Regions from separate parts of the Homo sapiens genome. Here region 2 is linked to region 1. The links are chromatin contacts, found by Hi-C in ENCODE. All regions are on one chromosome and are shown on one strand. The core of a region is the stretch at or near the end of the contact, and the rest is flanking DNA. Distances in the headings are between cores, read along the strand shown.

Region 1 (3,289 bases), core at 213-2,712:
AGCCTATGCTCTTACCTACCACATTGACTTGTAAGACTTTTTCTTAAAGGGTTATATTTTAAAATTATTATTAATATTTACAATTATTTTCTATTTAATTCTTTTCTTAAGTACATAAATGCCATAAGTGCTACCCCCTTTTCATGCAAATATAGTGAGTTAATGTGGAGGATCTACTACTAAATGCCTTTAGGATTCTGCTAAACGCTTCGAATACGTTAGGGTTTCTCAACCCCAGTGCAATTGATACTTTGGGCCAGATGATTCCCTGTTTGGGAGACAGCCTGTCTCGTGCATTGCAGGGTGTTTAACAGCATCCCTGGCCTCTACCAACTAGATGCAAACAACACTCTCTTTTCCCCCTACCCAGTTGTGACAACCAAAAATGCTTCAGACATTATCAAATATCTTTTGTCAGAGAGGAAATCACCTGAAGTTGAAAACTAATGGTCTACATTATCTCATCTTATCCTTAGAACACCCCATGAGGCTCATATCATTATGATCTCAGCTTTACACAATAAGAATAACTTGCTCAGGGTCATATGCTGAGAAATAGTATCTTCAGGGCTCAAATTGAAGGCTTACCTATGACTTTGGACTAATTTTTGTTGTATTTCATGGACTACGTCTTGTCTTCAAACTTAACTTGAGCATCCTCAAGGCTTGGCTATGTCAGATTCTCCTTTTTCTTTTGCCCCAAGGGCACCTAGAAAAGTACTTAATACCCAGCTGTGCTTTGACAGATGTTCATTAAGCAAATGACCCATTTTATGTGGGTCATATTTAAATAAGCATATTTTAAATAAAATAGAGCTGAGTGCAGTAATTAAGAATCAGACACATCACAGGTTTACATCTCATTCCTGCCATTTATTAGTTATAGGATCATGGAAAAATTTTTGACCTATTTGATTTCCTCATTTGTTTGTGACTAATAATCCCTCCTGTGGATAATGTGAGGAGTGAGTTAACATATAAAGTCATCTAGCATAGTACAAGACACAAGGTTACAAAGTTAAGTACATGATAGCTACTAGTAATACAAATAATATTAATATTAATGATAGTAAGGTGGCTTGGATTTTCTCTTTATATTATGACATAATTTACATATACTTTTATTTCAATAAATTTAGAAAAAAATTTCTTGTCTGCCTAAGACAACTTGAAAGCTGCTGTTTCATTAACGTTAAATAAAAATTACATGAAATATAAAATATACAGAAGGTAAATGAGGAAATTAGGGGGAAAAAGTAAAGCCAAACAAACAAACCAAAAAAAACCCCAGGACCATTAAAAGACAAAATTAACATATTGTAGTACTGAGGTTTCAGTGAGGAATTAAGCTTAGTTCCTTTCATTTCACTAAAGAAGTTTTAACCCTTGTGGTGGCTCAAGGGCTAGGGCTTCTTTTGGCTTTGAGAGCAGATGAATTGACTCATCCCTGACCTCAGCCCTCAGCCTTCTGCTGATTTGGCATCTCTAGCTTCCTTCCCCGAGGTCTGACCTTTTGCCTCATTTCCTCTGACTCAATTTTGGGTTCTGTTCTTGGCTTTCAGTTTCTGCTCTGAGAGTTCCTTTTCTAAATTTCTGGGTCCTCTTGTAGGTTAGTTACTCACTTGTTTCAGTTTCTCTGCTGGTCTCCTTCTTAGGGTATGGCCCTCCATGCTCTGCCACACCTGGGTTGCATCAGCTGCTCAAAGGCAGCATTTCTCACCTGCTGCTGCTCTCCCTGATCCAGGGCCAACTTGGACAAATCCCTTCCAAATGTAATTGGCCATAATCATGTAGGTTTTAACTATAGGTTGGTGGCATTAAATTTCCAAGACAGTAAAATGTCAGGGTGGAAATTCATTGTTTTTAGATACTGGAGGGACTTTCTGTGTTTTAAATGCCTCTCAATTATTTTTTTCATCCATTGGCACACTTTGGAATGTTAATATTTGTAGTAAATACTGAACTACATAGATAATGCTGTTTGTGGTTCTAGGAATTACATGCCTATCCTAGGGACTGAGGGGACGACTGTCTCAGCCTCCTATATGATATTATGTATAGAAATGCACTGGTTGAGAAGCTCTATTCTAAAGTCTCCATGAAAACACAAATAGATAGCACTGGGCAGGGGTTGGGAGAGAGTATAACACCTTAAACAATTATTCTCTAGCTTCTTTATTTCTATTTGCCTGTCAACTGCTTTCTAAGGGTCCTAGACAGCCCTGGAAAAGTTGCCCCAGGAATACAAAACCTTAAGAATGAAGATAAGGACACTAAAGTTTCTGTAGGGGCTGGAGAGGGAATACCTAAATCTATTCTAAGACATGTTGGGAGATACTAAAACTGGAACGAGATTGGGAACAGGCAGAGAGTTAGGAGGCTACCGAGGGAGTTCAGGAATGAGGTATTGAGGGTTTGGTTTATTAGCTGCTCACCTGTAGAGGAGTGAGTCACTTATTTAAATTCATACAGAAAATATGTAAGCATATATGGTGGGTTGGTTGTTAATACTTTGTCAAATGCATGCCACTTAACTAATCGTGGGAGGTCACTATAATTACCATTTAGATGTGAGAGGTATACGGAGGGAGAAAGAAGTCAACAGTAATATGCAAGTTACTATTTTAATTAATTGGGGGAATTGAATTGCCATTCACTAAAGAAAGACTAAGAAAAAGATACAGTTTTGCTGGGGGAAATGGCATGTTGAGTTTTGAACGTGCAAGTTTGAGATATTTTTGCCATATAAAATAATACCTATCTGAAAAGTATTTGGAAGGTGGTCTGGAACTCTCAGGAAAAAGCCAGATCAGAGTAAACAGATTTTAGAAGTGAACAATATAGAGATCTATACATTTTCATTGTGGGCCCTGGAAATCATATTCAAAATAGTATGAAAAATGTGTGCCAGTGTAGTTTTTCTGAGGAGGGGGTCCTCTATAGTTTCAAAGAATCACTGCTACAGATAGATGAGATAGGTAAATTAAGACCTTAATGGCAAATGGGTAGAAATTATGATTTTTAAAGTAAAAGAGGAAAATGAATCAAGGATAACTTCAGGGTATTTTTTTCTTTGGCAGCAGTGCAAGAGTAGGAGAAGAAATTGGTTTGTGAAGCTATGGGGTTAGAAATACTGAATTTGAATTAGAATGTAGCTTTGAAAAATAATGTGTCCAATAGGCAGTAGGCACTGCGGCAAAAAAAAAAAAAAAAAAAACAACAGTTGAGAGATCTGGAATATAGATTTGTTTGTCTTCAGTGTTATGCTGATAATAGAAGCCCTGAGTGT
Region 2 (3,289 bases), core at 485-2,984, 460 kb after region 1:
TTCCTTCTGGAAAGTGCATTTTAACCCTTCATCTTCTTGATATACCTTCTGCAACTCACCCAAAATTACTGTTAATTATTATCTCAAAATCTCTGTTATTACACTTGTCATACTGTATTGTAATTATTTCATTTTTTCCCATTCTAAACTAAAAGCATCCCAAGTTCAAATACTAATCCTCTTTTTCTATATCCTCAATTTATAACATAAAGCCCGGGACATAGCAAATGCTCAATAAATGTTTATGGACTGAACAAATAGGGATGAAATAATGCCCATGCCTGAACCAGATAAGATTAGAAAGGAAGTGAGGCTCATGTTCAGCTTTGTTAAGGCTTACTGAAATATCTGCTAGCTCTCAGGACATGTGCATAGTGCTGACATCCCTTGCTAATCTTGACAACGTGTGACTTTCAAGGCACTTGAAGTGAACTCTTTGTTATCCATCACTTCAGGAAGAAGTGGCAGTGTTAAAAGAAATGGAAGAAAAACAACTAAATGAATTTTTATCATACTATATTGTTCTCTTAGTGCCTGGCATTGTGCTTGCCACAAAGTAGGCACTCAAGTAGCATATTGAATGGAATTGGTTTGAGAACCCAGTTAATCCTTCAGAGAAGTTACTTCTCTGAGACTCACTTTTCTTGTCTGAAAAATGGGCATTTTTTTTTTTTTTGAGATAGAGTTTCACTCTTGTTGCCCAGGCTAGAGAGCAATGGTACAATCTCAGCTCACTGCAACCTCTGCCTGCCAGGTTCAAGTGAGTCTCCTGCCTCAGCCTCCCAAGTAGCTGGGATTACAGGTATGCGTCACAACACCCAGCTAATTTTTTTTTTTTTTTATATATTTTTAGTAGAGAAGGAGTTTCACCATGTTGGTCAGGCTGGTCTCGAACTCCTGATCTCAGGTGATCCACCCTCCTCGGCCTCCCAAAGTGCTGGGATTACAGGCATGAGCCACTGCGCCCAGCTGAAAATGGGCATTTTAATATTCTATATGTTAAGATTGTTGTAAGGGCTAAATGAGAAAAGCTTTATATAGTGATTAAGAGTGAAGACTCTGGAGTCAGACTGCCTCTTTCAAATTCCAGCCACACCACTTTGTGACCTTGGGACAAATTGCTTAACCTCTCTGTGTCCTAATTGCCTCGTCTCCAAAATTAGGATGGAAATTGTGTGTTTTGGTTGTAAGGATTAAATATGTTAACATGTATAAAGCATGTAGAAAGTCCCAGTGTTAGTATTGGTGTTATTAGTGTTATATAACATGACTCAGATAGTACTCAGCACATAGCAAACCACCAATGTGTGGTAGCTAAGATCCCAGCCTTCTGGTATCAGTAGAGAACCACAACAGAAAGCCCTGTTGAGCTCTTTCTAGAAGGTTCTGGTCTACTTTGCTTCCATAATAATACCATCTGAAGGGAGTAATTTTTGAAGTTTAAGACTTTTTTTTTCCTCCTGAGACTATAGAAATCTTGTTATATAGAAATAGTTTTAGAGCTGAAGGTAGAGTTCTCCAGCTCATACATGGGAAAGCTGAAAAGTCAGGAGGGAGAATGGAGCTGACACCAAATATAAAGGGACACCCCTAAATACAGCTTTTTCTCTTAAAAGCAGAGTGCAAAAAAAGATTGTCAAATTACTTAGGACTTCTGGTAAACCAAATCTTAGTTAACTGAAAGCCCTGTCTTGCATAAGCCTGACAGGATGCCACTTTATATGATAGCATCATTACAGCTTGTACAGCACATCAAAGTTGTATTGAAATACATGTTTCAGGGTTGGTACACACCTATTCAGGCATAGGTGTTACAACCCAGGAAGCTTAGCAGGGAGTAGCGCTAGGAGCTGGTGCAAAGCCTCCCTTTGCAGAGAGGACAAAACCCACTAGCAGAGTCTGCAGGAAGGGAAGAGGATTGGCCCTTTTGGGAAAAACTTTACACCCTCTCCAATTACTGCTGAGAAGGAAAAAGCAACCTCATACCCATCTTAACCCATTCTCCTCTCTTTATTGGAAGGGAGGGAGATAAAAAAGGAGGTTGGAGTTAGCCTAGAGAAGAATGAATATGGAAGTTTGCTAAGAGACAAGGAAGGAAGAGGACCACCGAAGTTCCTTTTTCTGCCTCCTGCTTCCCCAAGTGGGTATGATCCTGGGGGCAGGGTGAATTCTGCTTGCTTGCTTCTGATCAACCCCGAGCCAGCACATTATGAAGTTGCCTCCAGAACTGTTCTCGGAAGCCAGGAGCATTTCAGGGAACAGCCTTTCACCCAAGAGGAGGGAAACAAAGCAGGGACTGTCCCCTCAAAATAGAGAACAGGCAACAGAACTCACTGGATCTTTTTCTTGGTTTATTGTCTTGACTTCCTCCCAGTCAGAGCTGTTGACAAGCACCAAAAGCGACCCCTTGGAGTTTTCTGTATTTTTCCTACCCCCTGTCTGGCTGTGTCCACAGAGTAAGCTGGGACCATGGCGATTATCCAGCTTATTTGAATCTTACAGGCAGCCAGGTCAGATAATGCTATTTTCTCTCTGCCCCCTCAGTTGTATTTGGGGCTTCAAATTTCTAGGGTCTAGTCTGGCTAGCACTGCTGGTCTAATAAACTAGATAATGTCCAAAGCCCACATGTGTGCCTCTGATTTCAGGAAAGGTAAGGGGCTAGTGCTTATTCCATTTCTGGTATGTGCCAGGCACAGTGCTAGCCCCTTTGAATATATCACGTCACCTAATTCTCCAAACTAAACTTCTTTGCGTATATTATTGCCCCTATTTCACATATTTGGAAAAAGAAGATTCAGGAAGTATGTGGGGCTCACTCAAGACCACAAAGTTAGTGATAGAATCAGAACTGAAAGCTAGATCTGTATTTCTTGAAAACCCATGCTCTTTCCTCTGCAGTCTAAACCACACTGTCTCTGCCTCCATCCCACTGTAAACCTCAGATGTTATAGCTTATCAAGAAGGGGATGGGGAAAATGTCATAGCAAGAAAGCGAAGTGACTGGACTACCAACAACCTTAATAATTATTACATACTAGAGGACTTTCTTTAATTTCTTTCTCATCTATCCATTTTATTGTAAGTAGTAAGCAAAGGTGTAAGTCTTGAGAGAAATACATCTCACACGTCCATTATTCATTCATTAATGTATTTAATAAACGTGTTAAATTCATACTGTATACAAGGCACTGTGTTAGCCACTGAGGATGCTGTGATGAAGAGAATGTATTCAGACCCTGATCTCATAGATCTTACGGCCCAGGAAATAATGCATAAATAAATTCATGA

What was found. A loop is a pair of places that touch in the nucleus more often than their neighbours do. Pooled maps may share reads with other maps.
Region 2: a map with no recorded cell type shows a loop between it and region 1 (12-fold over the local background). The contact joins two enhancer-like sites. A Hi-C loop is called at or near these places in 11 of 37 single-sample maps with no recorded cell type and 12 of 50 pooled maps.

What each region holds. Positions count from the first base shown.
Region 1 is chr1:65,810,697-65,813,985 of GRCh38, forward strand. The region is part of intron 1 of PDE4B (phosphodiesterase 4B); the gene reads left to right. Among named protein-coding and RNA genes, the nearest start is that of PDE4B, 19 kb to the left of the region's middle. RefSeq lists an enhancer at 1,476-1,705. Within about 2 kb of position 1,463, at least 2 of the 41 ENCODE cell types and tissues checked have a DNase peak (open chromatin) inside an H3K27ac peak, as active enhancers do.
Region 2 is chr1:66,273,502-66,276,790 of GRCh38, forward strand. All of the region lies in intron 7 of PDE4B (phosphodiesterase 4B), which reads left to right. Among named protein-coding and RNA genes, the nearest start is that of PDE4B-AS1, 220 kb to the left of the region's middle. Within about 2 kb of position 1,735, at least 9 of the 41 ENCODE cell types and tissues checked have a DNase peak (open chromatin) inside an H3K27ac peak, as active enhancers do.